Regions from separate parts of the Mus musculus genome. Here region 2 is linked to region 1. The links are chromatin loops, found by intact Hi-C in ENCODE. Cell type or tissue: left cerebral cortex. All regions are shown on one strand. Each heading gives the region's core, and the rest is flanking DNA. Links, peaks and the distances in the headings are about the cores only.

Region 1 (15,543 bases), core at 4,156-12,155:
TTGTTTTTAGTGTCTGAGCTATTGGTGTTCTGTTCATGAAGTTGGCTCCTGTACCAAACTATTCCACACTTTCTCTTCTATTAGATCTAATGTATCCAGTTTTGTGTTGAGTTCTTGGGTCCACTTGGACTTGAGTTTTATGCAGAATAATAATATGAATCTATTTTCATTCTTCTACGTGCAAGCATCCAGATAGACCATTTGTTGAAGATACTTTTTTTTTCATTTTATGGTTTTGACTTCTTTGTCAAAAATCAAGTTTCTGTAAGTATATCAGTTTATTTCAGAGTCTTCAATTCAATTCTATTAATCAACCTGTCTGTTTCTATACCACTACTGTGAAGTTTTTATTACTATTGCTCTGTAGTACAGTTTGAGATCAGGGATGGTGATACCTCAAGAAAGTTATTTTATTGTTCAGGATCATTTTAACTATCCTGGGTTTTTGTTTGTTTCTTTGTTTGTTTTATTTTTCCATATGAAGTTAAGAATTGTTCTCTCAAGGTCTGTAAATAATTGTTAGAATGTTGGTGGGAATTCCATTGAATCTGTAAGTTGCTTTTGTTAAGATGGCCATTTTTACTATATTAATACTACCAGTTCCTGAGCATGGGAGATCTTTCTGTCTCCTGATAGGTTATTCAATGTGTTTCTTCAGAGACATGGAGTTCTTGTCTTACAGATATTTCACGTGCTTGGTTAGAGTTTCACCAAGATATTTTATATTATTTGTGGCTATTGTGAAGGGTGTTGTTTTCTTGATTTCTTGTTCAGCTTGTTTATTGTTTGTATAAAGGATGGTTACTGATTTTTTTTAAATTAATTTTGTATTCTACTACTTCGCTGAAAGTATTTATCAGCTGTAGGAATTCTCTGGTAGAGTTTTTGGGGTCACTTACATATACTACCATCCCACCTGTGAATAGTAATATTTTAACTTATTTTGCAATTTGTATCTACTTGATGTCCTTTAGCTGTCTTATTGCTATGGCTAGAACTTCAAGTACTTTATTGAAGAGATAGGGAGAGAGTGGTCAGCCTTGTTTTGTCCCTGATTTTAGTAGAATTGCTTTAACTTTCTCTCCATTTAATTTGATGTTGGCTATTGGCTTGGTGTATGCTGCCTTTATTGTGTTTAGGTACGTACCTTGTAACCCTGATCTCTCCAAGACTTTTAACATGAAGTGGTGTTGGATTATGTCAAAGACTTTTTCAGAATCTAATGAGATGATCTTTATTTCCTTTCAGAATGTTTATATAGTAGATTATGTTGATGAATTTCCATATATTGAACTACCTCTGCATCACGGGGATGAAATCAACTTGATCATTGTAGATGATGTTTTTGATATGTCTTTGTATTTGATTCATAAGTATATTATTGAATTATTTCTGCATCAGTATTTATAAGGGAAATTGGTCTGAAATTCTCCTTCTTGAGTCTTTGTGTCTCTTTGTTATCAACATGACTATGGCCTCATAGAGTGAGATTAGCAATGTTCCTTATGTTTCTATTTTCTGAAATACTTTAAGGAATATTGGTATTAGCTCTTCTTTGAAACTCTGGTAGAATTTTGTGCTAAAATCATTTGGACCTGGACCTTTTCTGGTTGAGAGACTTTTAAGACTGAGTATATTTCCTTAGGGGTTATAAGACTGTTTAGATTGCTATGTGACCTTGATTTAACTTTGATAAGTGGAATCTATCAAGAAAACTAGCCATTTCATTTAGATTTTCCAATTTTATGGAGTTCAAGCTTTTGAAATAAGACCCAAAGATTCTTTGGATTTCCTCAGTGTCTGTTCTCCTTTTCATTCCTGATTTTGTTAATTAGGATACTGTACCTGTGCTCTATAGTTAGTTTGGCTAAGGGTATGACTATCTTGTTGATTTTCTCAAAGAACCAATTCTTGGTTTCATTGATTCTTTGAATTGCTTTCTTTGTTTCAAATTTATTGATTTTAGCTCTGAGTTTGATTATTTCCTGTTGTTTATTCCTCTTGGGTGTGCTTGGTTCTTTTTGTTCAAAAGCTTGTTTGTTTATTTCTTTTCTTTCTTTTTCTTTTTCTTTTCTTTTCCTTTTTCTTTTCTTTCTTCTTGTTCTTTTCTTTTCTTTCTTTTTTTCTTTTTTCTTTTTTTTTTTTTTTTTTTTTTTTTTTTTTTTTTTTTTTTTGACAGGGTTTCTCTGTATAGCCCTCACTGTCCTGGAACTCACCAGGCTGGCCTTGAACTCAGAAATCTGTCTGCCTCTGCCTCCCAAGTCCTGGTATTAAAGGCATACACCACCACTGCCCGGTTTTCTTCAGTTTCTTTATAGATACACTTAGTGCTTTTTCCTCTCAACACTGCTTTCATTGTGCACCATAGTTTGGATATGTTGTACCTCAATTTCATTGAATTCTAGAAAGTCTTTAATTTCTTTCTTCACTCCTTCTTTGATCCAGTGGTCCTTGAGTAGAGAGTTTTTCAGTTTTCATGAGTTTGTAGGCTTTCTGTTATTTCTGTTGCTATAGAAGTCCAACTTTAATCCATGGTGATCTGATAAAGTGCAAGGGGTTATTTCAATCCTCTTGTTCTTATTGAGGCTTGTTTTGTGACAGAGTATATGGGCAATTTTGGAGAGAGTTCTGTAAAATGCTGAGAAAAAAGTATATTATTTTGTGTTTGGGTGAAATGCTCTACAGATATGTTTTAGGCCCACTTGATTCATAATGTCTGTTGGTTTCTCTGTTTAGTTTCTGTCTTGGTGATGTTAAAACTGGGGTGTTGAAATATCCCACTGTGTGAGTATTAATGTGTAATTTAAGCTTTAATAATGTTTCTATTATGAATGTTGGTCCCCTTGCATTTGAGGCATAGATATTTAGAACTGAGATGTCATCTTGGTGGAATTTTCCTTTGATGAGTGTGAGGTGTCCTTACCCAATGCTTTTGATGAATTTTGGTTGAAAGTCCATTTTATTTAGTATTAAATGGCTATCCCAGCTTGCTTCTTAGGTCTGTTTGCTTAGAAAATCTTTATGCAACCCTTTACTCTGAACAATGTCTATCTTTGATATTGAGGTGTGTTGTATTGTATGCAGAAGAATGAAGGTCCTGTTTTCATATTCATTCTGTTAGTCTGTGTCTTTTTAATGGGGAATTGAGTGCACTGATACTGAGAGATATTAATGACCAATGATCGTTAATTTCTGTAACTTTGATGTTGATGATTAGTGTGTGTGTGTGTTTGTGTGTGTGTGTGTGTGTGTGTGTGTGTGTGTGTGTGTTTATGAGAGTGGGAAAGGAAAGAGAACAAGAGAGAGAGTCTCTTCTTTTGGTTTTACTGGTGTGAAATTTATTTCTTGTGCTTTCCCCCTCCCCCTCCCCCTCCCCCTCCCCCTCCCCCTCCCCCTCCTCTCCCTCCCCCCCTCCCCCTCCCCCTCCTCCTCCTCCTCCTCCTCCTCCTCCTTCTTCTTCTTCTATTTCTCTGAGGTTTGGTATTTTCATAATGTCCCAAAAATCCTGGATGATATATGTCATCAACTTTTTAGATTTTGCATTTTCTTTGATCAATATATCAATTTCTTCTATCATATCTTCTATGCCTGAGATTCCCTATTCCATCTCTTGTACTCTGTTGGTAATTTTTGTATCTTTAGTTCTTTCCTGGGTTTTCAATCTCCGTGATTGCCTAAGTTTGGGGTTTTGTTGTTTTTGTTTTTCTGTTTTTCTGGGGATTTTTTGTTTGTTTGTTTGTTTGTTTTTTTGTTTTTTTTTTTTGGTTTTGTTTGTTTGGTTGGTTTGGTTTGGTTTTTGTTTTGTTTTGTTTTTTTGCTACTATTTCTATTTTTCAGTTCTTGAGCTGTTTTATTTACTTCCCTCACCTGTTTGGTTGTATTTTCCTATATTTCTTTAAGGACTTATTAATTTCCCCTTTAAAGGCCTCTATCATCTTTATATGACTGGACTTTAGTCCATCTTTTTGTTCTTAGGCTGTGTTAGCATTTCATGGGCATTTTGTAAGTATGTAATTGAGAATATTTAGATTTATGTTCATTGGGAAAATTGATCTGTAATTTTCTTTTTTAGCATATCTTTATTTGGCTCTGTCTTCAGAGTAATGCTGACTTTTTAAAGAGAGTGTTGAGGAATTCCTCCCCTCTCTATTTTGTAGAGTAGTTTCAGAAGCATTAGTATGTTAGGTTCTCTTTAAAGGTCTTATAGAACTTATCAGTGGCTACTTTGAAGAATATTTTTATTACATTTAATGCTACTACTGGTTTTAAATCTGGTTATGTTATTTAATTTTGATTTAACTTATGAACCTAGGAACTCATTCATTTCTTTTAGATTTTTCCACATAATTGGTTTTGAAGGTGTTTGCTAAAGATTTTCCAAACTACATTGATATCTGCTGTGATGTCTTCATTTTCGTCTCTAAATTTGTGAGTTTGAATCTCTTCATATTAGTCAGTTAGGCTATGGGTTCACGAACTTTTCTTTTTTTTTTTTTTTTTCATAAACTAACATTGTTTCTTTGATTTTTGCATTTTCCTGTTGTTCTTCACTGAAATAGTGTTTGGGGGATTTCACATGCAAAAGGCTCCAGGTAGTCAAACCAATTCTGAGCAAAAAGAACCTGGAGATATCACCATAGCTGGTTTCAAATTATACTACAGAGTCATAGTAATAAAAATAGCAGGGTACTGGTATAAATACCTTTCCAGACTTTCTAACAGGCCAATCTGACAGTGGCATTTTCTCAATTGAGATTCTGTTTTCCTAAATGACCTTAGCTTGTGTCAAATAGTACACATGGCCATATGAATTAAATTAGAGCAAAATTCAGCCCAGATTTATTAAAATTTTTAATCTAAGACCAGAAACTTTGAAACTGATAGAGCAAAAGTTCTCAACTTGTGGCTACACATCTCATACTGAATCTCTCAGCTAGAAAACAACTCAGAAGGCCTTAGGATGGTTGCTATACCATAAGATATCCACTCTTCTTCTCTGATTGGAAAGGGCAGGGAAGAAGGCAGAGTCGAGTCTTGATGCTTGGGGAAGGGAGCATTTGTCCTGTCCAGCAGCAGCATTTCCATATCCCATGGTATAATACTTCCATGTGGTTATAAGATTTACCAGTTAGCTACCTCAGGCCCTCTTGTGACATTCTGCATTCTCTTATCTTCTTTTAAAATCTAGTTTGAAAAAAAATACTCTTTTTTTGGAACAATTACAGATTTTTGTGAGCTTTTAAAATTGTTACCAAATAATTTTGTCTACCTGGGCTGCTTGTCCCACGAAGCAATCAGGAGGCTTGAACTCAGGGGACTGTCTATTTCTCGTTGTCTCATATGGCTGGGACCTCAAGGTGGCTGGAAGAATGGCCTGACTCAGATGGACTTGATTCCCAGCTTTGCTATCACAGGTCACAGGTGCTTCCAGCTTACCCCACCAAACTAGCCTACATTTCGCTTATCTGGAAGGTATAAGAACAAACATTCGGGTGAGAATGATCAGGGCCCGGAGAAGGCTAATATTCTGTATGACCTTTCTAGGTCACAAATTTTGAGGAGAAAAAGGTTCTTTGGCAAATAAAAAAGAATGTTATGTTCTCCTACCTGGCATTTTAAACCTATACCAATAGAAACAAACTCCTGATAACTCTGCAATCCTCTGTCACAGAGTATTCCTAGGACATGCAAGAAGAAAGCTATAACATGCCAGATTCTGAGCCATGCCCTCTCCAAATCCCATAGACTTACCCCCTGAGTTCGCATGAAGATTTTTATCCTTCTATGATCTTTATATACATTTAAATATGTTTCTGTTTTAAAGAGCCTCAGACCTGTGGGAGCTTGTTCTAAAAGAAGTGGATGATAAACGCCTCCATATTTTCTATATATAAATGTCAGCAAAGCTTTAAAAAAACCAGGCACACAGCCTGCCAGGATTCATCTCTTGGAAATGACAACAGAGGCTGCCTCTGACTTCAAAGCATCTAATTTGTAAGTTGTTCCACCGCTTTTGCAAAGGGCAAGCAGGGGGATGGGTGCTGGAAGGAGTTATCCAATCTCATTAGCATTTTCACAGTGATTTAATGAGGATGGATTCTCTTCATTTTACAGCCCATGAAACCGAGGTTCAGAAAGATTAAGCAACTTTTTCAAGGTCATATTAGGTGTTAATAATGAACTTGGAGCATAAAGCTGCTTCTCTGTGACTGCCAGTCTTGGGCTCTTAGCTTAAGCTGCTGGAGGCTGGTGGAGTTAGCCAGAAGTAGACAGGAGTGCAGGTAGAAACCATCAAACCCAAACGGAAAAATAAAAATGCATCAGTTGGGTTTCCCATCTAGAAAAGGGAAAAGCAGGGCTGAACAATAACAACAGAAGCAAAGAACACGTGGCATCATCATGTAGAGTCTTCCTCTCCCCCCCTACTTGGATACCTTTCTCCCTTCATTTGTATGGTTTGGAGTTATTTAAAGTCTATCCTCCACCCCAGGTATAGGAAACACACTGTGAAACCTAATATTAACTGTCAATTTGACGGGATTTAGAATTACCTAGGAGACATGGATATGATGAGAGTGTTTCTAGACCGAGGTAAGAAAACCCAGACAAACTGTGTGCAGTACCATCCCATGGGCTAAGATCTATGACTGCATTAAAAAGCAGAAAGCAGTTGTGGGATTTTGCCTAAGCAAAGTCCAAGGGTCTCAGAAAAATGTGCTGTGCAGCCTAAGGGATCAATACCTCGGCCTCCCTCCTTCCTATTCACACACAACACAGAGGCCTACTGGTAGAAGACCATTCTCTCTGAGATAGTGTGTCTTTGTCTGGTTTCCCAGTATGCAAATTACAAACTCTATAACAGAGAGATAGGTTGTAACAAGGAATTGTGAGTCTACTTCTTTTTGGGCGGGCGGGATAAAGAAGAAACTGAGTGTAGCACAAGTATTCATCTCTCTCTGCTTCTTGACTGCAGCTCTAATATGACCATCTGCCTCTTATTCTTGCAGCCATTGCTTCTACATCCTCAAACAGTGAATCAAAATAACCCTTTTTCTTAAATTCCCTTTGTCAGATATTTTGTCAAAGGAATGAGGAAAGTAAGTAAGACACGCATTAAGAGCCATTCTTGGAATGAACAGCAAGGAACAGCAGGCCTTCAGGGTTTCCTCATGGTTTACTTCATCTGGTTGCCTCTGTATCCCTTTGATTCACAGACACTGAACATATTCCTACTAAAATTCAGTGTCTTATTTTCAGTTACTGTTGTTCAACAAATTTGTGAGTCTTCTTTTAGGTTACAGACATCCAAGTCAACATCCATCTGAGTAAATAAACCCAGATCATACCTTGTATGAAAAGTTAAAAACAAAAACAAAACAAAACAACAAAACAAAACATAGCTCTTTGAAGGTCGACCAGTTGCTCATATAGATACAGCTTAAGCTACAGAGCAGAAACTAGAATCTAGGTTAGTTGGGTTCCCAATACACAGCTTTCCTTCTATATCATTGGTCAGCAAACTTTATCTGTAGATTTCCAAGCAGTGAGCATTTTAGGCCTTATGGATCACACTGTCCTATCACACCTACTCAGCTCTGTCCTTAGAGCATGGAATTAACCTCAGACAATTTCTAAATAATAAGCAGGCTGTGTGCCAATGAAACACTATTTATAAAAACAAGCAGTTGACCAGATTTGACTGTCAGTTGTTATTTTATCCTCTCTTAATAGAGCAGGACCTTGATTTTTGCATGTCATTGTCCATACCTAGTTTTCATATTGTTCTATAATTTCCTCTGAAACCCAATGCCAAGGCCTTTTTGCCTTTCCTTTTCCTAAAATGTGACTCGGTCCAAAAAATCAGAAGTCTAAAATCAGTGCTGAATTTTACCTCTGTCTTCTATTTTAGAAAAATTTATTATACTCATAGAAAAGCATGCATGCTGTCCCCAAAGGAGAAACTACATATGTACTAAGAAAAACTACATGAGGGCGTGCTCCAGAAGGCCTTCATTTGCATTATGGCTCTAACGGTCAGAATCTTGGAGAACAAGATGACTTGGGGCTTTGTGCCAGGATACCTCAGACTTGAGCTAGCAGCAACTGGCACCTTCTTGGCCATGAAGCCATCATTGCCTAAGCACTTAAAGTATCTGAAGGACAGAGAACAAGACCCGAAGCGTGACATCTTTTAGGACACATGCCAGCTCTGGAACCCTCCACTTCTTCGCTGGTATCTGTTCTTTGAAGATACTAAAGGCTGTCCAACTGGATTAGTGTGCCTCCATTGCCTGTGCAGGATCCTCCCTGGGCAGTTTTTATCTGCTGTGAGTCAGATGCTATTCTGAGTACTGGAGGAATGTCATGTAATAAAACAAAATCTCTGCTGTCATGAAATAACATTTAGTTGGAGAAAGGAGAGACAAAAACAAATGAATAGATCTGCTATAGTTTGCTGTTTTATGGTAAGCACATAACATGTGCTTCAAGGTTGATGCTTGAAATTCCACATCCTCCTAAGGGGACAGATGATGTATGTTCACACAGTAGAAGGGGTGAGGGACAAATTTAGTCCTTTAATCTCTCCAGAAGTCACTAAGCAATTCATGGGGGCAATCTCTCATGATCTACTTACTATCTAAAGGCTTAACATCTTTATTAAATTGTGGTTTTATTAATAAAAGATTTATTTTTTTATCCATGTGACTGTTTTGCCAGCATTTCTAGATCTGTGTACCACATGGAAGACTGAGGCACACAAAGGCCAGAAGATCCCCTAGAACTGGAGTCAGGGACAGTTGTGAGCTGTGGGTGATGATAATCACACCCAGGTCCTCTGGAAGAGCAGACACAGTGCTATTTGCCACTAGAACCATCGTTCCAGTCCCTGAGCATAAAGGGTTTTGTTCTTATTTATATCATTTCCATTGCACCATTTACCTTTTCCCATTCAGTTCCAGCAGATCCCTCATGTACCCCCATTGCTCTCACTCTCAATTTTATGGTCTCTTTTTCTTTAGTTACTATTTGAAGTACATAAATATTTATACATGTATATTCCTAAATGTATAAATATAACTCATGCTTTCCATATAATGGTATTTGTGTTTGCATGCTTTAGGGAATATTGTTTTAATACGAATGATTTTTGGAACAGATATAAATGTTCATAGCTGAAAGGGAGGAAGGTACCAACGTATTTAAGCTTACAGTTCTCAGGGTATCCAGGCTGTCACAGTTGGGAAGGTATGTTACCAGGAGCAGGAGGTGACTGGTCATAGAATGGGAATGTTAGTATGCTTTCTCCTTTACGTTTTAGGAATCTCAGTCCATAGAATGGCACCACCTACCTTTAAAGTGGGACTTTCCACCTCAATTTAATTGAGATAGTTCCTCACATATATGTTCAGAGGTTTGTTTCTATATGAATCTAAATCCTATCATGTTGACATTTGAGATTAACCATCATAGATATCTTAAAAACTAGATTCCAGGTAAATTATGCATAACTCTAACATGGGATGATGATAAAGCACAAAGATGACTCTTAGATATTGCTATCTTTCATATCTTCTCCACAAGTCCTATTCCAATAGTTGCTGTGGCAACTGACTGCCATGGGTACGGGCTGGCAGTATCTGGTCTCCACAACTTCTATTTCTTGTCCCCTATATGAGGGCTTTGTGGTTACTCTACAAGATCCTTTCATGACACTTTTTAGCCACTCACATACTTGTAAAACCCTGTCAGATCTAGGAAGCTAGTTCCTCAGAGGTGATTTGAAGAGTGAAAGCTTGGTGAATAATACTATCAGCCCAGCTCTTCAAAGAGTGAGGACTCTCCAGGCCCACTCTCTGTCATACTTCTTCAGATAGTATGTTTCTCTTTCCATTTCACTCTTCTTGGGGTCTTTACACTGTTTCCTAGATTTTCTTCCAAAAGGAAACTCAAAGTCCCAGAATATCAAGAGTTCAGCTTATGGTCATAAATGCCCAAGTGAAGGGCTTATGTATGGCTCAGTGGTACAGTGCTTGCCTACCACATATATGGGATTCTATGTAAGATTTCCAACATCAGCAAGATAAGGCAAAAATAAAACAAATAAATAAACACAATGAATTAAAAGGGAGGTGGAAAGAGGCCATCAAATAGACCTGAGCCTGGAATTCAGAAACAATGTATGTAACAGATCTGGCTACTTGTCTTCAAAGCTCCCTGCATTGGCACATGGTTAGGATCCCACTTTCCCTTGCTCCATCACCAAGACAGCATCTCCATCTCCCAGTATTCCCTTCACAGATGACTCCTTCCTGTAGCATGTAATAATTAATAATAGAAACAATCCACACTAACACCTGCTACTCACTGGCAACACCCCCATGTATGTCCCCAAGAGATGGTCTGCCCCGTTTCCCTCGGTTTGCTGACAATGATCTGCTTGTATCTTCCCATGCCATCTGCCCCTTGCTAGACCCTGTAGCTAGCTCTAAACCACTGGCCCCTTATAATTAAGACTCTAGAGGCTTGTAATTTATCAGTCAGATTTATAACAGTAAATTCTCAACCCATAAAATACTCACACAAAGAACTTAAAACTCAATTGATATTGATACATCTGCCCACCTAGATTGGACAAATGTGCCCTATATTATTCTATCGCTTTTCTATGATATCCATAACTTCCTGTGGCTACTTCAGGCCACGTGGGTCCAGTTCCTCTTCTTCCTCCATTTTTTCCTGTCCTTCTTCCCTTTCTTTGTCTCTCTGTCTCCTCTCCAAAACTTTTAGCCTTGCCTTCTTTTTCCATTGCCCAACCCCGGGCTCTGGCCTTGTATTTCACTTGACCTCACCTGTGTACAGAAAGCAACCTATACTGTATCTATATCCTGCAGTGCAAAGGGGGGAGATAATTGAGTAGTGGTGGAAGAGCAATCAGTACTCTCTGCTTCATGGTGGAGGTGTTTCTCTCTCCTCACTGCTTTCTAACTGGTGGCTTTGGTGTTCTCACAACTGAGCAGAGACATGCCGATATGAAAGCTCGTGGTAGGGCAGCATGGCTACCTTACAGAACGGCATTATCTGCTGGAAGCCTTTCTGATTTGTTAAAATCCCTAATGAGCTTTCAAAGAAGAAGGCAAACAGAGCTGAGATGCTGTTGGGAGAGAAGGCAGGGAGACTAAGCACCATGGTCCTCTGAGCTTTCACAGTCCCTCCTATGGTTCCCCACTCAGTCCTAGGCTGAGTCTGGACTGTCCAGGCACTGCAGATGAAGGACATGGCTTCTTTTTATTTCTCTTTAATCTGCTGAAATGAAAACTACAATCCCTAGCAATTACACATCTCCATGTTTCAAGCACGCTGTCCCTGGCACTTTGCTATCCCCATTTGGAAAATTCACCCATAAAAGCATTTGACTTGCCTGCATTGTACACAGAAATCTGCAATGTCATCTTTCGTGCAAAGGATAAGAACTCACCCTGGGGTACCAATTTTAATAGCACGTAATTAGATCAATTTGTAGTAAGCCGAGGTTTCCAGTCTGCAATTTGACAAGCAGCTTGAGCTATGTTTTTATGTTCATGAATTTCTGTGTCTCCAACAAAAGGTCAAATGAAAGATAAAACTCTATCCAAAGGACTCCTAAAGGAGTCTTGTGTGTATTTGTGTTTCACTTTACTTTGTTTTTCAAATGTCATTATTTATGCTAGAGGGATGGTGGTGAGGAACTAGGTCCTCCTGTAGTCATGAACTCAGCAAAGTGCAGGAAGACACATAGGACTGGCTCCCTCCTATGCAGGTCTAGACAGAAACTCAAGGCTCTCTTTTCTATGGGGCTGGAAAATTACTTCTCAGGACCCCTGCCATAGAACACTAGCAGTAGCTAAAACAGTGAAGCATCAATCTGCAAAGTAGGCCATCTTGCCTTAGAATGGCAAATACATTTTAAATATCACTAGCTTATTGTGACCATAATAAAATATTTCAAATAATCAACTTAATAAAGGAACTGTTCATTTGGGCCCATCGTTTTGGAGGCTGAAGTCCGGGACCCTGTGGCTCTGTTGCTTCAAGACTGACAAAAGTCGTTCTCATGGCAGAAGATACAGCAGAGTAAAGTAGCTCAGTGTGTGTCCAGGAAGGGAAAGAGGAGGAGAAAGGATTTGGGGTCCCACCCTCCCCGATGGCATCAGATTTTCCACCAGTTCCTATCACTTACGCATTTTCTCACCTTTAATACAGATCACTCGGGGACTAAGACCTTGACAGGCTGAGCCTTTACAGGGCCATTCAAAACCCAAACTATGGCCTGTCATCTCCCTGGCTTAGAAAACTATTTCCTGTGGCTCTATCTTAAGGTGTGCAGTACAGTTGATGTCACCAAGCTGCATTTTGATGCTCTATCTCTGAAATCTCATTCGGGACCATTATCAGGGAAAGCTTTTAAAATTCAGTCATTTTCCTGCAGAAAAACGCTGAGGTCACTCAGCATAAGAAATATGATGTGGGTCAGAAACCAAGAGAGGGCAAAGCAGAATAATTCTTTCTTCTATGATTCCAGACCTTCTACCTAAAGGCGAAAAAAATGACCGTCAGACGAGTTTCAAAAGGCTTGCAACAAGCAGATCCTGCCATCCCATCCATGTTGGTCCACTAGGTAGCACACTAAGTCAATGTTGCTGGGAGTTCGAAAGGGTTGCTAGCTCTCTGAATAGTTCCCTTTCTGATCATATACATCACCTAACTGTTTTAGACCAATTAGAGACATCCAAAGACCTCAAAGAGATTGCCAGCAAACGGCTCCTGAAGAGGTTGTGGGTCAGCTACAGAAGTGCCAGAAAAGAATGGAAGGCTAATCAGTTGCTAAGAGGGAGTCAAGCTGAGAAATGGTACAGTCCGTGATGGAGAAAAGAGCAGGTGACTCTCTTCATTCCTTCAGGAGAGACTAGCCAGCAAAAGACAGAGTATAAGGGTCCAGGAAGGGCACTTAGAGGAAGGAGGCACAGTAGCAGCTGCCATGAACACTATCCCTATCTTTTTGAGCAGCTCCCAAGAAGCCACACTGTGACTGTTCCTTTTAAGGGTAGAACTGGCATTGACCCTGGATATTCTATTCCACTCCCTTATCTCTTCTTCTGTAAACACTAAGATCCTTATGTCTGCGAGGGAAACGCCTCTCACCCAAAGGCTTCACTTTCTACTTATAGCAAGGCCAAGCCCAAGGGATTCCTAGACATGCCCTGATAACTCCTCTGTATGCATGTGTATAGACTGACCACCTGCTCACTGCCCAAGGGCCAGACTAGTCAAACTCAGCTCACATAATTCCAATATTCATTCCATCACCTCAGTGAGAAGGACAGCCAGGCCAACTGGAAGGGCACCTTGTGTCCCAGCAGGATAGCCATTTGGGTGCTACTAGGTCACCACTCTGATAGAGAGCAAGAGCAGCTTCGTAGATTTCAGAATCCCAGTCACATGTGTTGTTATTCCATGCAGTGGTTTAAAGGTGACACAGATAAAGTCCGATCTGTAACGACCCATGCTGAAGCAGCCCCTCTCAGACTGTGGTGCAGGACCTTTATGTGTCTGCATCAGTGGTATCCTGGCTGCTTAAGCACCCGGAATCCTCTCAGGATTCACTTCATAGTAAAAATGTATCCCGTGATTCTATATGGAAGAGCAGAAATGAGTGAATGAATGAAGTTGCATGCATATATAAATATAATAAATATTATACTATGTGTGACAGATGACATGCATATATATTATTTAGATAGGCATTTCAATATGCTTGTCCTCATGGCAGGGTAGATAATCCAAATAAGCTAGTCATACAAATGAAAAATTATGGATACAATTTTTTTTTAAAAAGGACATCCTGCTTTGGAAATTGCACTGAAAATTCATGCACTTGGAATAGATTGGAAATCACAAAATTTACATGCAAATGAGATTAAATAGAACTTGAATCTAATAGAATGTAAAAGTCCCCAAGTTTGCAAATTATTTTGTTTTATTTTATTTTCATGCTTTGTTAGAACAAAAATTAGAATCGGTTATACCATATTGTTTCCTGACACTTTTATAATTCTTCACAGAGTAAAATTAAAGGAAAGAAATACCAATTTCAGAGAGAATTATTATGGGAGAGAGGAGACCAAAACAAAGCAAAAAATCCTCCCATCTTTTGCTGACTTCTTCCATTCTCAAGAAAAGGAAGACACTGGGAGCCCATGGAACTCAGGATAGGAGCTCTGCCTCAAGGCTGACACCCTCTCACGGCTGCATTCTTTAATCTAAGAAGCCCAGCCATCCAAGCCAAAGCTACAGAATACAAAGACAAAGTATGTCAAGCTTGCCTTTTCAGTTGCTGGGGTTTCAAAGGGCAAGCAGCACCAGTTTAAAGTTGGTGCTCTCCTGCAAGGACCTCTGAATGGCACGCCCAACTGTTCCCAAGCCGTCTGAAAGACGTTCTCCAACACAACTTAGAAAATAAGAGACTGGGGACAGCTCGGTGGATTCATTACCTAAATGGATTGTGGGGGCTACATGGCTCCATTGAAACAAACACTGCCAAATATGCAGTCAGCAGAACAGAGAATGCTTCGCTGCGTGATCCTCAGTCCACCCCTGCTCCCAACTGAGATCTGGATGTGTTGGAGCGGCAGGCGCCGTGGAGAACCCTGTCATCCAATCCTTCCTTTTCCTTCCGCTCTCGTTTTCTTTTCTCAGCTGTTTAGCACCGAGAGCAAATGAAGCCAGCCAACAAGGTTGAGCCAACAAGGTCGGTAGAAAGTTTCCCTGGTCGGACTGTCTCTGATTACAGAGCAAGACCACATGCTGAGTGGAGAATCCCCTTTTAAAAAGCATAAGATGAGGCAGTCACATGTCCCATCATGGGGCAACTACTTGGAGTGCACAGGTGCACCAACCTGCCTACTACAAGCTACTTCCTCCTCTGATGCCCATTTCAACATTGAGGCCAAGAGAGGCTGTTCAGGATCTGATCCTTAAACTCCATGCTGGATTGTGCAGAAAAGAGTATGCACTAAAAAGTATTTATACTCTTGGAGTCAACGTTAATTTTTTTCACACCCAAAAACATTTTCTAAAGGCACAGATTCACTGTTCAGTGACCCTTAGGGGGAATGTGTAATAATCCAAGTCCCAGCTCTGAGCAAAAGCATCTTATAGAAGCACTCAAGGCTCAAGATGACTCACGACACAAAGTGGTTAGAACAAGACAGAATTGTTCCAACAGTTCTGTATGAGCTGTGAGTCCAGGACCTTTATTCCTAGGTATGACCACAGCTGATGACGCTGGCCATCAGGAGCAGCTGTTTGGACCATAACTGCCCTTTATCCCATCCTGCCACATCTTAGTCAACAAGTAGAAAACTGAAATGTATGCTCCGTTCAGAACACTTGCTCTGTTCTGTTAAAATGAACACTGCCCAGGGGTTGCGACTGTGGCTCTTCACTGTCCACGGGACTCTGGGGCTTGGAGGGAACTCCCACCAATGGCTCCTCCTCTCTTTTCCA
Region 2 (15,543 bases), core at 3,308-11,307, 70 kb before region 1:
CAGGGTAGCTCTCTTGACCATATGTAGCTACAACACACATACAGAATTCTATTTTCTCATTCTCTGCTTCACTCTTCTACACAAATCATCACCGCAAACAGGCACTGGAGAGTGCAGCACTCCAATAAAGTGCTATTTCCAACCCACAGAAAGCTTTATTGCCTTAAAAAAAGCTAAAGTCCTAGCTCTGAGAATGGCATCATTCGAATGCTATGTGGTATAGGATATAGTGGAGGAAAAATGTAAAGACTGCTTAGGAGAGATTTGAGGAGCTCAATATTCACCCTACCAAGGAGAAATTGCATAGAGAAACTGGCTGAACTGCCTAAAGAATTGCCTCACACAATGCTAGCCGTAGAGTTAGAGGTAGGAGCCTGGATATGCAAGGCCAGCTCTGTGCAGTTGCTGAGCCACAAAAGATAATAGCATCCTGGGAAAGATGCTAAAGCTTGTATGAGAAGCTGCTCACTGCAGTACCCATTCTGTTCCTGGATAGAGAGCGTGCTTAGGAAAACATGACAATTGCTCCTGCAGTCATAACTGGTGAAAAAGAACAGTCTCTTAGCTTACTTTGACTAGGAGAAATATTCCTTCATCAGGTAGGAAACTCTGTGCTACATCTCCTACCTCAGTCTTCTGCCTGCTCACAAAGCTACCTAAACAGTATCTGTAGACAAAGCTCCTGTAAAATTTCCCCTTTCCTTGCCTCTGTGCCTGAGCTAGTTGACAATGATGCGATAATTACAAGTCCCAAGTGAACCTATCTCATCATCCTGACCAGAACAAACTGATAGGATGACTCGTTTAACCATGTTGAGCCTGTAAATAGAAATTCTCCAGGGTGGTTATGACTTAGTAGGTTTGACAAACTTAAAGGAGACATGCATCAAAACTAAAAAACACCCTGGGGAAACCAGGAACATGTGTTATCCAGACCTGCTGAAAAGCATTGCCTACCCCAAACCTTCCCACTGAGGCTCCTAGCCAGGGCTACTAGACATTAGACACTCAGGTTGATTCAAGACCAATGTGAGAATTGGCATGTGACTGGTAACTGAGGCTAAAGGACTCATCACCAGCTTCTCTTATGCCTGTGTCATCGTCTGGCATACTCCTTCCCTCTCCTGAACAAACAGCAGACCGCCTGGTTGAGAGGTATTCGCCACCTCTGTTTCTCTTCTCCATGACTCTTCTCCTTAAAATCTCCTGTAGCTCTGTGCACTGCTGTCTTGGGGTGTGTATAGAGCAGAGAACCTCAACTCATATGCATGAAAAATGTCAGCATTTTATTACTGAGACAAAACACCTGAGATAGCAACCTAGGTGGAGAAACATCCATTTTGCTTTTGTTCTCATGTGATTTCAGCCAATAGTTGCCTGACTCTGTTGCTGTGTACCTGGGGTACACAGACAATGTGTGGGAGCAAAACCACTCGTTCATAATTGCTGGAAAACAGAGCAACAGCAAGGAATGTCCAGTGTCCAAGGACACAGCCCTGACAGACACACCAGTGACCTGCTTTCTCCATCCAGGCTCCAGCTTTTACAGACCTTGTTCACACAGATTCAATGGATTAATACTCTGATAAGGCAAAACAAATAAAATCAGCCAGGATCCAATTATTTCCCAAAGCAAAGCCCATCAGCTAACAACCAAGTTTTTTATCACATGAGCTCTCTTGGAGACATTTTATATCCAAACTATAACATGAAACAAGACACTAGAAAAATCATCCCTAGAACAATATCTAGGTAGGCTATGTTCACGTGGCAAAGACAGGGGCTTTAAAAGTTTCTGATAGAATCAAAAAATACACTGAGCCGTGGCCAATCTGCAGACAGACTTGCATTTAGATGATTTGAGAGAGAGGTAAATCCTGAAAGATACAGAGAACAGATCCAAACCGCAGTACATACAGTGTAAGTAAGCCCCAAGAAAGGCAATAGAGGAGATACAGCAGGACTAATCCGTGAGGAGATGACAAAGAAATCTTCCTCAAGCCTCCAAGATTAAAAGTGCCATATTCCTGCTTAAGATTCTGCAATCTAAGCAGCCCAAGAAATAGTGGGAACTGAACAGTGTGCCCCAGTTACCTAAGGGCTGTGAGAACTGAGTGGTCCTGGAAGACCTAGGCTGCCCTGAGCACCAGCCTGTCTGGCATGCTTTTTGTTAGCTTAGGTGCAATTAGGAAACTTTGCTCCAAAAATTATCTATTAAATGACATAATACACAGGTTGTTTTTAATGGTGCAAAACAGTCATCAAGTATAAGCTGTCAAGTAACAAGGAGCACACTGTCTTCCTTGGTGTAGTTTTGATCCTGATCAGTCAAGTTAGAGTCTAGTTTGATATTTTCTTTCAAAACCTGGATTATTATGTGTTTAGAGCAATGTTGAAAGTCAAGTAAGGACTGTTAATTAGACCATGTTGTAGAAGAAGAAAGGAAAGGAGAGAAGGAGGGAGGGGGGGAGGGAGGGAAGTAGAGAGAGTCCAGGGGTATCTTCTTAGCAAGCTTTATGATAAGACTGCTGATATATTACTAAAATATAGGTTTTGAGGATGGAGAAGTAGCTTAGCAGTTAAAAGCTGATTGCTGCTCTTCGACGGGACCTGAGTTCAGCACTGGACAATCACATGAGTTGGTACTGCAATTTGTCTCTCTCTCTGCTAGGAGTCTTGATGTCTGCTCGCCCCTAGAGAAGACAGAGCAAAGGCCAGAACAGAGAATCCACAGCCCGTGTTTCCCTTTGATGCATCAGATGCCACTGCATGCCCGACTGGAAGGGAAAAGCATGACATGGGACGAATGCTGTGGTTCCCGGCTCTCAGGTGCTGCTGATATACTGCCTGAAGAGGAAGTCTGAACGGATCCGAGAGTTCCCCATTTCCCCTTGGGGCAACTTCATGCCAGGCAGAAAGGGGAAGGAAGAGCCCGAGAGGAGCAAGGTTCAGTCTGATTGAAAGCAAGTGCTGAGTTCAGGGAGGACAGGAGAAGAGAAAAGCCTTTGGGAGTCTTAGGCACTGCTCCTTTAGGTGAAAGCTTTCCAAGCAGTGATCTTTGATGAAGCAGCTCTCTGAGATGGTCTTTGTTTGTTCATATTGCTTTATTGGGGGATGCATACACCTTATTTGGAGTGATCCAGGGATTATATACCTCTTGAGAGAAGGGCATGAGAATATCCAGAAAGAGAAGGTCATTGGCTGAAGGCTAAGGCTATCTAGGTGCCTCATTAGCATGGAGAAGAACTCCAGGTGTTATGCTGTGTGACTGAGTGCCTGTGGTTCTCTGTGTGGCCTCAGAACAGGCATTGGAGGCTGAGAGGGGGTAGCTCCAACCCTACTGTCTCCGATCTCTGAGATTCCCAGTTCTGGTAGCATGGTCCCACATGCCCTGAAATGGGTGACTCACAACTGCCTGTGACTCAAGTTTCCAGGGGATCAGATGCCCTCTTTTTGGTTTCTATAAGCACCTATATGTATATGCCATAAATTCACACAGGTATACATATCTATACATAAATAAAAATAACAAAAATAAATCTTTTAAAAAAAGAACATATGTCTGACTTCATGGAGATAAGGTATCAGGGAGTAAAAATATCACCACCATAATTTACTTTTTGTACCCAGCTCTATACATAGCCCATATGCAGTTCTTGGATAAAGTAGAATCCCACTACTCCTTTTCTTTGTGAAGATAAGATTCTATACATTCAGTATCTTGTGTATCAGAAGAGAGAGAGATCTAATGGATAGTCATTGGTATCAACATTGTTCCTATCATACACCAGATAAAACTGCACGTGGTCTAGCCATTAGCAAAATTATATTAAAATGTGTATGTCTAATTTCATACACCATTGTACACACGATCATTATCTCAAAAGGCCTGAATTATGCTTCTAATACATTAATTTAATTACCCTCTGTATTCTGATAGAAGCCATTACAGCCCATATCATTGGCTTTGAAAGACGCTACAATCACTTTCTGGTGAAGGAAGCATCCTGGTTAATAAATAGCTGTCATCATACACATTATACAGCCATTGCAAATTCTCAAGAAATAGGATAACATCAACTTAACAGCAAAATGTACCCATAAGAAATAGGTCTCTTGCATTCATATTGCTCTGGTGATCCTCTTGCCTCTGCCTCTTCAGTATATCCTATCATAGCATATGCTATGATAACTCTCTTATGTTGTATTGGAAGAACAAAGGTCTAGGGATACAAGGAACGCTAAACACACAGAGTTGTCTTTTCTAAGAAAAAGATGTGTAACATGTTTTTCCACCAGAAGGCTGATAATGGAGGTGATTAATAGTGTGGTGATCTTCATGATTTGTAGGGCCAGGCCATACAGAGCTGCCACAAGTAGGCCAGAGGTGGCTAAGAGTCTAGATGACCTTTGCATTATCTAGATAGGCAGTGGCTCTCCCAAGCTCTCACCACTAGGATAGGTGATCTCTGTTTTACCTGTATGCACAAGGAATTTCCCCACACTCCCATAACAAGCACAGGAGGAAGCTAATAGCCCCAAATACCTCTACTAGCTGCATCCTATACCACACCAAATTCTCTCCTAGGCCTTTACGGTAACACATGTACCCTGTCTTTAGAACATCTTTATGGATGTATTTTAAGAAGAGTGGATTGTGGTACACCAGGAATTTTTTCCCCTAAATTGTACTGTATTTAAATATATTTACAATAAACTACCCAGAGTGAGATTCTAGAAGTTTGAACCAATACCAGCTAGTTTATACAGAACTAGATATCCTTCCTGTTTCATGCTGTTACTCTGCCAGCTGTGGCATTTACAGAGACACTACCTACAGTGCCTTTACAGTAAAACCTTTTTAAGCCCTGGTTTAATTCATTTAATAAATCTTTACAAACAAATTGTCTCTATTCAAATGTTTTCCTTTCTATAAATATTTTATGAGATTTGAATTTTAAGGAAGAGAAGGAAAGAAGTGTATTCTATGGTTTATTAAGACACAAACACTGTATTTTTCTCAGTGTGGGGGAGGGTGTGTGAGAGGTGCAGGGAAGACTGGGAGTGAGGGTGGGAGTTTGTGTGGTATGTATGGGGTGTGAGGGCGTGTATGGAGTGTGGGGTGTGGGGATGTCTGTGGGCTTGTGTGTAGGGTGTTGGGGCTGTGAGGGGTATGTATGTGAGTTGGGTTGCAGGTGTCTGACTTACAGTTCTCTTCATACTTCAATAGAAAGCACCTGGGATCTTTTTTTTTTTTTGCCTTTTATTGGATATTTTCTTTATTTACATTTCAAATGTTATCCCCTTTCCAGATCTCCCCTCCTATTAGCATAAATTCTGGGTTAGGGAGTCTTACATGGGATCTAGATTCTGAGTTCCTTACAAGCATCCAGGTAAGGCTGATGTGGGCAGACCTCAGGCCACATACCATTAATGTTCCTTAGACTCTTTTGGCCATTTTCACTTCAGGTTCTAAAATATAACCTCCTCACTTTGAGATCTATATGCAGAACCTATGTAGCTTCTTGGTATACCTGGGAGTTGTGGATTAAGGGGAACACAGCATTAAACACACTTGACACGTATGCTTATAGGTCACAGGTCTGGAGTCAACTCAGCTCCTCACAGGTCCTGTCTACTCAGCCACTCAGTGCTTAGTATTTATCAGTAAGGCTTTCTATTAAAATGTCAGTACACTATTAACTAAATTTAGGGGAAACCTTTTCATGTTAATAACATGCTTTTCAATAAGTACTTCAATCATACTATTGTGAACATTTATCACAAAATTTTTAGGAGGTGAGTTATCTTTTTACTCCTAATGTATGGTCCCTGAGCTGGAAATAAACCATGTCAGATAGAACTGACAGCAGTTTCATCACTGTCTGAAACTTTCCTTTTGTCTATTCTTTGCTTAAGTGTTTTATTTAGAAACCACAGGAGTCAGTGGAAATGAATCATCTCCTGTCCTCAGCAATGGCCATTAGTCACACTCATGAGAAACAACTGCATCTGAGGCCAGCAGGAGGGCCAGTCCAGGTACTCACAGTTATAATTACAGCATTAAGCCAAACATCTCTGGACCAGGCCAGATGATATATGACTTTCTTGAAGGCAAACAGGATAAGAGTCTTTGGCAGGGATAGGCACATCTTCTTTCTGATGAATGAGGCAAAGCTAACCTAGGAGGCTACTGGAGCCATATGTCACACCAACCAAGCAATTAAAGAGAAATGGTTCTGTACGTTTGAACTTTCTGCAGCCGATCTAGGGATTTCAGGGGCAAGAAAACGTTGGAACAGAAGTAGAGGCTTGCTGATAACATACACTTAGGAGAACACACTAAACAACCTGGCCTGCTACCTACTGTTTAGAGGAAAGAGAAAAGGGAAGCAACTAGGGAACTGACTCGCGGTCAGCAAAATAGTTGAGCTTCTAAATTGGCTGTCTTAATAGAAAGAGAGGAGAGGGACGTGAAGAAAAGGAGCAGTGCATGTGGACATCTATAAACAAGACAAAAAGATAGGCAGAGCACATTCGTAGGAGTGGACTGTACAGCGCAGTAGGGGCGGGGCTACACGTGTTGTATAGCGATTTCCTCTTCATTGAAAGATTTCCTCCTGGAAGGAAAAGAGACGCATGAAGTACATAAGAAACACGTAACACTCAGGCAATTCGTAATACGTCCAAGACATAGCAGGCTCCTTCCTGAGGTCATATAAGCATCAGACAATGGAGGGGAGCAGGCGGGAGACTCCATAGTGGTGTAGTTGTCTACCCAATGCACAGAAAACTGCTGTGGTGCAGTGTTCCTGAGTTGTCATGCATGCATTTTGATGATGCAGCTTCCAGAGAGTTGCCCATGCTGTGTTCACATCTGTCCTGATCCATTCTTCACTAAGCTGGACATGTATGGAACTGTGGCTGTGGTTTCCCATTGCCCTCTTTATCTAACATGAGTAGAAATAGGTTTCTCGGGAAAATAAATGCAAACATTTTATAGCTGTATTGATTTGTGCCAACACATTGGTGAGAGCGCTTAATCTCAGTGGAAAAATTCTTCTTTTTTGAATGGTGCTTTGGCATAGTTCTGAGAGGAGATGGTTATGAAACAAAATAAACATATGGTGTCTGGAAAAACTTGAATATTTACTAAGGCATGATGGCTTGTGAATTATAAGAAAAAGAGAAAATTCTCAAGAGAAAAGAAGCCAGCTCTCTTGTGTAGTGAGCATGCTGATGTTTAAGAGATAGGAAATAAAGTATTAGGAATTACAGTGCCAGCTAAGGACCTATAAGCTGCCCCTTTAATGTGCTTTAAACCACCCCCCTCCCTGCACACACAATGTTTCAGTAGAAGTCTATCAGACACAACTGCACTGTATTAGTGATGGTTTGGGATAATTAGGAAAAATATTCTGTATCCACCACTGGGTGAATCCAACTGTGGACATGAGTTGTGGATTTCAAAAGGAAAATAGGAAATGTCCACTAGCATGGCCAGGCGTTAACGAATGTTTCCAAAACACTAACTACTGCACATAGCATTAGAAGCTTTGCAGCTTTTTTACTTTTGTTGCTTTGCTTTATAGAAAGTATGTGATATTCTCAGGTCACATGAGTGTTCTTCCAATGACTTTCAATGATGACAAGAGAGGAATATCTTTAGCTCCAGACCTCAGATAAAGTTTAAAAACCTCTCCCCCACCCACGGCCCAGCACTGGCATAAGTGAAGCAATGATATTGGAGCACAGACTGGCAGACAGTGTCCTCAAAGAGAATGAAAGATTCAGGATCATGAAGTAGTAATGGTTACTAATAACTCAGGCCACCAGTAAGCAAGCAGCCTTAACTACTACAGTTTAGGAATGAATAGAGTCACTCAGCAAACAGGGGAGATAAGGTAATATAGTAACCAAGAAAAGGGACTCTGGAAGAGAAGAGACTATCTGGGGAAAGGGAAGGGAAGGGAAGGGAAGGGAAGGGAAGGGAAGGGAAGGGAAGGGAAGGGAAGGGAAGGGAAGGGAAGGGAAGGGAGGATTTGAGACCTCAGAGAAATTCGAGGGTCAGGCACACCTGACCAGAGGAAGCCTCTATAATCCCTGGTGGAGTTGCAGGAAGTCGTTTTAGAAGCTACCTCATCACTTGTAATTCTCTGTGAAATCTTGTTTAAAATGTCTGCATTGTGGGCTGTGTTTATCGTTCCTGAGTCTGTATCAAAACATAGCTTGGGTTTAACAAGTGGCCTGTGCTCCTGTCACACGTGCTGGAGTAGCAGAAGCCTTCCGGGTTCTCATACAAGCAGACATCTCCCAGACACTGGCTTTATACCCAACTCTCCACCCACACACCTAACAGACAAACAAACACTCATCGAAGACTCTGGCTCAGCCTGAGCGGCATCTTACATTGACATTTATTCTTAGCCCCAAACTAAATGTCCAAGATTATCTAAAGGTAGAGAGAATGGATCCACACTTCAGAAAAGTAGGAAGAAAGAGAAAATGAAAGGAGTAAAAGGTTTTGGTTGGCACTTGGATTACTTAAAATGATGTTCTCAGTAAGGAAAGGCTGCATCTGATAAGACAAATTAAAAAAACAACAACTTGAACTTCCATACCCTAGATAAGCTAGGTAGATTATTGATGAATGTATTTACTTAGAAATGTTACTGAACAAAGAACATGAAATCTATATCTAAGTGATGACACAGCCTTGTTTCTTCCATGAGTTTTGATTCAAGGAAGCAGGACAGGGTCCTAGCAAGGGAAAAGCGCAGGACAACAGGTTCAGCTGAAAATAGTATGACTTCCCTGTTCAGAATCCTTAGCACCTAGTGAAGGGCCAGACTCAGCCTTGAGCTAGAGCTGGCTCTGCCACCTTTCCGACAACTGCCTCTAAAAGGTAGAAAGCATAAATAGTTGGTTTTTTTTTTTTTCTTTGTCATTTGCTTTTAGATGCTGGCCAGGGCATAGATGTACTTGTAGGCTTAGAGTTTTTAAAACCTATTTTAATAAGGGTTCTTAAACAAGTTTTCCTCCATTCTAGCCCAGCACCAACCAGAGGTAATGGAAAAGTCAATGCCACGTTCTCCAGTAACAGGCTGAGGCTTGAAAGCTACTCATGAAGCAAAAGAGTTTCACAGAAACTTGCTCCTGGAGTCTGGCGTTCTCTCTAACCCATACATTAATTTTCCATTCCCGTGTTAGTCTAGTGTATGGATCCATGTGCTCTCTTTCAGTATTATCCTATTATAAGTGCCTTTTAAGATTGAATTCTGACATAGCTAAAGCTTTCCGCCAGTGTTCCAACAGTCCTAGAACGTCCTTGAGCAAGACCACGGGCTTGAAATTCAGTAAGAATGTTGCTAATCAGAATAGCCTCTGGTACTAAACTGTCACTTTGAATAAAAGCTAAGTTACTCCCTTACACAGGAATTTACCATCACTAAGGAAGAAGGAAGTTTCAGACCAAAGGAGAAACCAGAATAGATACTTAGAACTATAGCGAAGTTACACCCATACACGTAGTTACAATGGCCTAAGGGGAAGGTGGACTATACAACAGACTAAAATAGGAACTATGGCAAGGGCATGAAGCCCTTGACCCTGGCTTCTAAGATTAAGTGAATCTTAGGTGGAGCCCTTGTTGATCCCAGTTGTTAACAATGAATTCTATCCCAGGTGATTCCTGTTAGACCTTCTGTGTATGCATTCCTCTGTTTTATGTAAGAATCCAGTAACCTCTTTGTACCGTGAGGGTATGTCACCCAACTTCCTTATTGTCTTCTGTATAAAAAGTCTGATGCTCGATTAGATATTACATTCAGATCCTACACAACCTCTCCTGTGTGCATCTGTCTGTCAATTCATCCGACACTTTGTTCACCCGCGACTAGAGACCCGTTCCACGCAAAGGGGCCCAAAGGGTCTGCGGCAAGTCAATAGGCCAAAGGGGGTGTGGACCTGTTAGAAATTGTTTTCTTGGGTGATTCCAATTTTCAGTGTCATGATATCAGCAGTTCAGTTCACACAAACCAACAGTGGTGGTGCAATCCACTAACAAACACTATTCGTGAATGAGCAACAGCAGTTTGATCAAGAAATTTCAAGTCTCTGTTAATTGGCCCAAGTCTGCAGAAGTGGCAGGAAGCGGACAGAATATCATGAGTTAGTTCATTGGTGTATTTCTCTTTATGAAATCACAACAAACAATGATCAGCAAAGAATCAAAGTGAACCAATGCCACAGCATCATCAGTGAAGACTGGTGTCAGCAAAGTCCACTGAAGACAAGCAAAGAGTAACAAGGCAAAACAATGCCACACACCATCATCCACTGTCTGTTGGGTCACTTTTATTCCCCTTCCAAACATCTCAAGCATATGGGCTAGCAAAACATTACATGCCCCTTTTCTAGTCAGCTTCCAGAAAAACACGACATGTATGCCTCAGCAAAACATCCTCTCATAAAACAGTTCAAGAAAAAAAAATTACATGACACAACTGAGTCTTCAAAGAAACCAGAAATGTCCACTTCATGGCTTTTAAGCTGCCTGACTAATGTTTGGGCATCCTTGCTCTGCCCCCTTTCCCACCTTTTGATCACCTGTAGGTGGCTGACTTTCATGCTGCCTTGTCTTTTAAGCCACTGTCTCACCTTCTTTCCAGCAGCTTCACGATTTGTAGCTTGGCTGACTTGGGGATTCCTTTTAAACTCTAATAAATTGTCCTGGAAATTCTGCTCATGAACATTCTTAAATTCTTTTATTAATGAAACTAAGAACAGTAAGAGGGAGCCCCGACTTCCCAGGTATTGTATCTACTTTACTGGGACTCTCCAAGATCTCCAGCAACACATTCTTTCCTGCCTTTTATTTCTTTAATTGAAAGGGATATAAACGCACTCCTGTACCTCTAGATGACTTCAATCACAACATGTAACGAGCAAAATGCAAATGGCTAAGAAACATATGGGGGAAAAAACCCTGTAAGCTCACCACTGAGCAAGAAATGGGAATGGGTACAAAATACCATTTTACACATCTCAAGTTGGCAAAGTTTTAAGGGAGGGAAAATGCCTATTGTTGGCAAGGCTGTGGAGAAAGCAGCTTCTTCGTGTACTCTGCTGTGAGCAGCACCTGCAGGGCCTTCTGAAATTGCCCACCTCCTTCTCAGCTACCACAAAATGCGCATATGCTTTGGCCCACAATTCTGCTTCTAGGAATGCCTCCTAAAAAACTGATCTGAAAAGCCACTAAATATGTTGGTTGCATCACTCTACAGGATAATTAAGTTGTTTTAAATCCCATCAAGCAGGAAAGGGGCCTGTTGTGAGGAAGGGGATTGAGAGAGGATGCTGGAGGATGGACATGACCAAAGGAATCTTACAGCCATTTAAGAAAAAGTCAGAATGAAACCTATACAAAATTAATATCATGGTAGTAGGAAGAAGGAAACTTTATTTTAACTTCCAGCAATGAAAATTATTTAAATAAATCATGATTCCCTGACACAATGGAATGTTAATTCAGCTACTTACAAGCTGAATTTTGTTGGTATGAAAAGATTTTCACAATCTATTACTATGTAGGTCAACAGGGAGTTTCAGAACTGTTCAGCTAATAAGGGGATAAATTTCTCTCTCTCTCTCTCTCTCTCTCTCTCTCTCTCTCTCTCTGTGTGTGTGTGTGTGTGTGTGTGTACATAGGAGAGGGTGGAGTACAATCATATAACACTTGCATATATTCACACATAACAAAGAAAACAAAGGAGAAATTTGCACTGAAGTTAAAAATGGTTTTCTACCTGAGAAGTGGATTGTGGGTGAATCCTTCTTTCATATGACTTATCTGAACTATGTTTCTTATAATGAACCTGAGTTGTTTACATAATTAATGTCCATAACCAAAAGGAAAACAGTACATTTTTCATTTCCATCAAGGAAATAAAATTATTTTCAAACTGAATTAGTGCTGCTACTATTATTTGTGATTTTATTCTTTGTTTAACAAATTTTTTTATTAAATTGATTTACTTATTTTAAGTATATGACTACAGCATTGCTGATTTCAGACACACCAGAAGTGGGCATTGGATCCCATTACAGATGATTGTGAGTCAACATGTGTTTGCTGGAAATTGAACTAAGGACCTCTGGAAGAGTAGTCAGTGCTCTAAAGCTTTGAGCCATCTCTCCAGCAACAAAACTTTTGACAACCATATCTGATCTGTATCGATCTGGATCTGTTAGAGGCTAAATATCCTTCCTCATGCTCTTTGTAATGAACATGAATAGACACTGAGAGCTACTCTGTTGTAGAGTGGGAAACGGGGCACCAAGAAGCATGGGCTTTGCCCCATCAGCTGAAGAAATGAGAGCCAGATCTGAGAAACACAGTGCAGCACTCCAAACTGTTTCAGAGACTTTTATTTGTTTCCTTTCCTAGTCAGGAAGCAGACAGCAGGGACACAGGTATGCATTATATCTTATACTTAATGTCACCCCAAGGTTACTGTCTGAGCCTACTACGTCCCCAAGAAAAAAATTTTTATCCTTTTTGAGGAAGAAAACATCCCCAACAGGAAGGCTCAAGAAACGCTAAGGGAGGAACTCAACATACAATCACACATGACCAAGTTTGACCTCAACATTTCTAAGTCTTACTTTCCTCTACAGGGGTGTAGAATGAGCTGATTTTGAGATTAATTTTACATATCAACTTGAGAAGACAAGGGGATGCCTACAAAACTCATAAACACTGTTTTGCTGTGTCTTTGACGGTGTTTCCAGAGGATACTAAATAGCATTTGAATCAGTAGATGGAGTGAACAACATTTCTGTCCAATGTCTACAGTCCTCCTCTGTGCTGAGGATCTGGTTAGAACAATAAGGTAGAAGTCAAAAATGAAGGAAAAGTTCTGTCTTGTCAAAAGCCAGCACATCCTCCTTCTCTATTTTGGACATCAGAACCCCTGGTTCTTGGGATTTCTTTCTCAAGAGGCTTCCCTGCACTCTGCTTTCAGTAGTTCTCAATGGTTTACGAAATACCTGTGTGTTTATTGTGTGCCTAAACTCCGCTCCATTACTTGACCCAATCCAGAATATGACCTATTTTCAGTGTTGTTTGATAGAATATACACCTTAACCTTTAACATTCCTTCAACAGTGCCCCCAGACTGTGGATTCTTTTTTGATAAGTGCCTGGAGCTAAGCCCAAACCTTGAATGGAACTCACCCCGGTAAGAAGTGCTAGACACTAGCTACCCTTAAAACATAGTGATTATCCTAATAGTAGTCCACCCAGCCCCAGTGAAATTCAGCTTTCTCATAAAAATATTAGTAATAAACTACAGTGTGCCACTCTGAGAACCAAGATTATCACTGTCAATTCGTAGCACATCACTTGATTTAGGAAGCTATAAAGGTCTGACCTTCTTTCCTCTGAGGGGAGGAATAACACTGAGTTTGAGCCTGGAATAGGTACTACAATACAGGGAAGTGCTATGAGAATAGCTCTTCTCTGGTCAGTATGTGCAAGATCAGAGATGGAGCAAACATAAAATCAGGTTCCATATTAGGAATTAGGTTGCAACCTTCAGACAGGATCTGTGATCTCACCAGGAGCGGAGCAGAAAAGGAAAGTGGTACCTTCAATACTTCTTATGCCTCATGGTCTGACTTCCACACTGCCTGCTCTGTGTTCTTAGTGATTTTCAAAACTACACGGCAGGGTTTTACCTTAAATTGTTGAGGGATTTAGGGGAAATCTGTTCCCTTTAGTCCTGAATATCCATAACTCTTACCATCCTCAGGTAAAGAGACAGTGGAGTCAAAATGACTCCTAGGAGCAATCAAAACTGGAGAGAGAACACTTGTCTGATATCCCTACCTCAGCACTGCCTGATGGGAAAAGCATCCTCCTGCATCTGTGCACAGTATGTGTGCTAAGGGCCACGTATCTGGACATATCAACTAAAGGGAGGTATTGCCTGATTTGACTGATTGTTAATATGGTCCAGTCATTATCTCACTTCAAGATCCTATGGTGTTGTGAAGCAGAATATATAGAGAATAGATATTAGTGGAGGCCGTCTACTTCACAGCAGATGGGAAGAAGCAGAAAGAAGAGGCACTGGAGAAGACCAGAGCAGTCTGTAGCCCACAAATCCTCATATCCTACCTTCCTCCACTTCACATTCTCCTATGAATACAGCAAAAGATTAATTCATTCCTGTGTCAGATCCCTCATCACCTAAATGTGAGGGTGTGGTAAGACCATCAAACTTGACTAGTTTGAGGACTCAAACTATCTTTCAGGGGGCAAAGAACAAAGGCCAGGGGAGAAGCTGTGTCAGTTTTAAGGGGACAGGCACAGGAGGAAAAGTGAGAGCCAGAACAGACTGGAAATTAGCATGGGGGCTTCGATCTGCTGGTAATCAGGAACTAGATGACCTTGTACATGGTAGCTGGGGAGAATAAAAGAAATAGTGATTTTCCTACCTGAGGAGACTCCTGGGCAATTCTGAATTTATGTTTCTGTTTACCCAATAACAATCCTGTTTACCTGGTCATTGTCCTTCTGTTTTGGACATTGTCATAAGCACTGCAACTTGGGGGGGGGGTCCACTTTGGACCTAACATTCTAGCTTTTTGTTGATGATAGAAAGTGATGGTAGTACTCTGGACACTTTTTCTTGAGCAGAGATTTAAGGGTGGTTGGGGAGAGGGGAACTGGGGGCCCAAGATGGTAGGCAATAGTAGGAGACCAGAGGAAATCTTGTTAGAGCATCTGGTTTACTGACCACCAGGTTATTTCACTAATTCTCTCATTAAGGAATCTGAAGAGACAGGGAGTAATCATTATTACGAGAAGAATAGAAGCCAATGGGTTGAGTAGGGGTAGGGGCCAGGACCCAGTGAGAACCACAGCAAGAATATCACATTGGAGGCCATAGTTTGCAAGCCAGTTCATGTACGTTTTTAAGTCTCTCTTCCACTTGGCAGGATTGGTTCACATGGTAGAGACATTCTCCATTGAGGAAAAGGCAAGTGGGCTGCTTCTTACTGGCTAGCAAGTTCAGAGTTCCCCAGTATTGTACGACCACTAAGATTAAGGAGATGAGCTGATTCTGTAGAAGTTGCAGGGCCAAGGTTGATTCCTGGGTCCTAAGGTTGACCCACTAGCTAAGTCAAATAAGCTTAGATATAGACTGTGATTCAATCCATCCTTGTCCAAACCCATAGAAGCCACTGAGACTGCCAAACTGTTCTTACTCATGAACAGGACAGCCTTAGCTCATGTGTTCCTGTTTGTGACCTGAAGGAGAATTTAGAGTTCTCCCTGCGTTTCCAGGGTGAGTTGGCAAGGTAGCAGAGTACAAAACAGACACCATGAGTAGATTTGTCTATACACCAGCAGAGCTTGAAGTGGCACTAGTGGTGTTAGCTAGCATTCATTTCACACTCAGCTCAACAGTTACCTAGCAACAGCCAGGTAGGCTTGGCTTGCTATAAAAGAGACTGTTTGCTCGCTCGCTCTTT

Evidence for each region. A loop is a pair of places that touch in the nucleus more often than their neighbours do. Peaks named below come from ENCODE experiments on the same cell type or tissue, not always from the same donor. Only the 100,000 strongest peaks of a DNase experiment are listed, where the experiment ranks them.
Region 2: a loop joins it to region 1, with 2.3 times the contacts of the local background. A loop is called at or near these places in 2 of 42 quality-filtered maps.

What each region holds. Positions count from the first base shown.
Region 1 is chr9:23,488,275-23,503,817 of GRCm38, reverse strand. No RefSeq gene overlaps it. Among named protein-coding and RNA genes, the nearest start is that of Gm39311, 85 kb to the left of the region's middle. In left cerebral cortex, for the core only: no CTCF peak of the experiment used is centred there; DNase peaks (open chromatin) are centred at 5,963, 6,958 and 8,212; H3K27ac peaks cover 4,466 bases.
Region 2 is chr9:23,557,684-23,573,226 of GRCm38, reverse strand. No RefSeq gene overlaps it. Among named protein-coding and RNA genes, the nearest start is that of Gm39311, 16 kb to the left of the region's middle. In left cerebral cortex, for the core only: no CTCF peak of the experiment used is centred there; DNase peaks (open chromatin) are centred at 6,016, 6,413, 7,081 and 11,100; H3K27ac peaks cover 668 bases.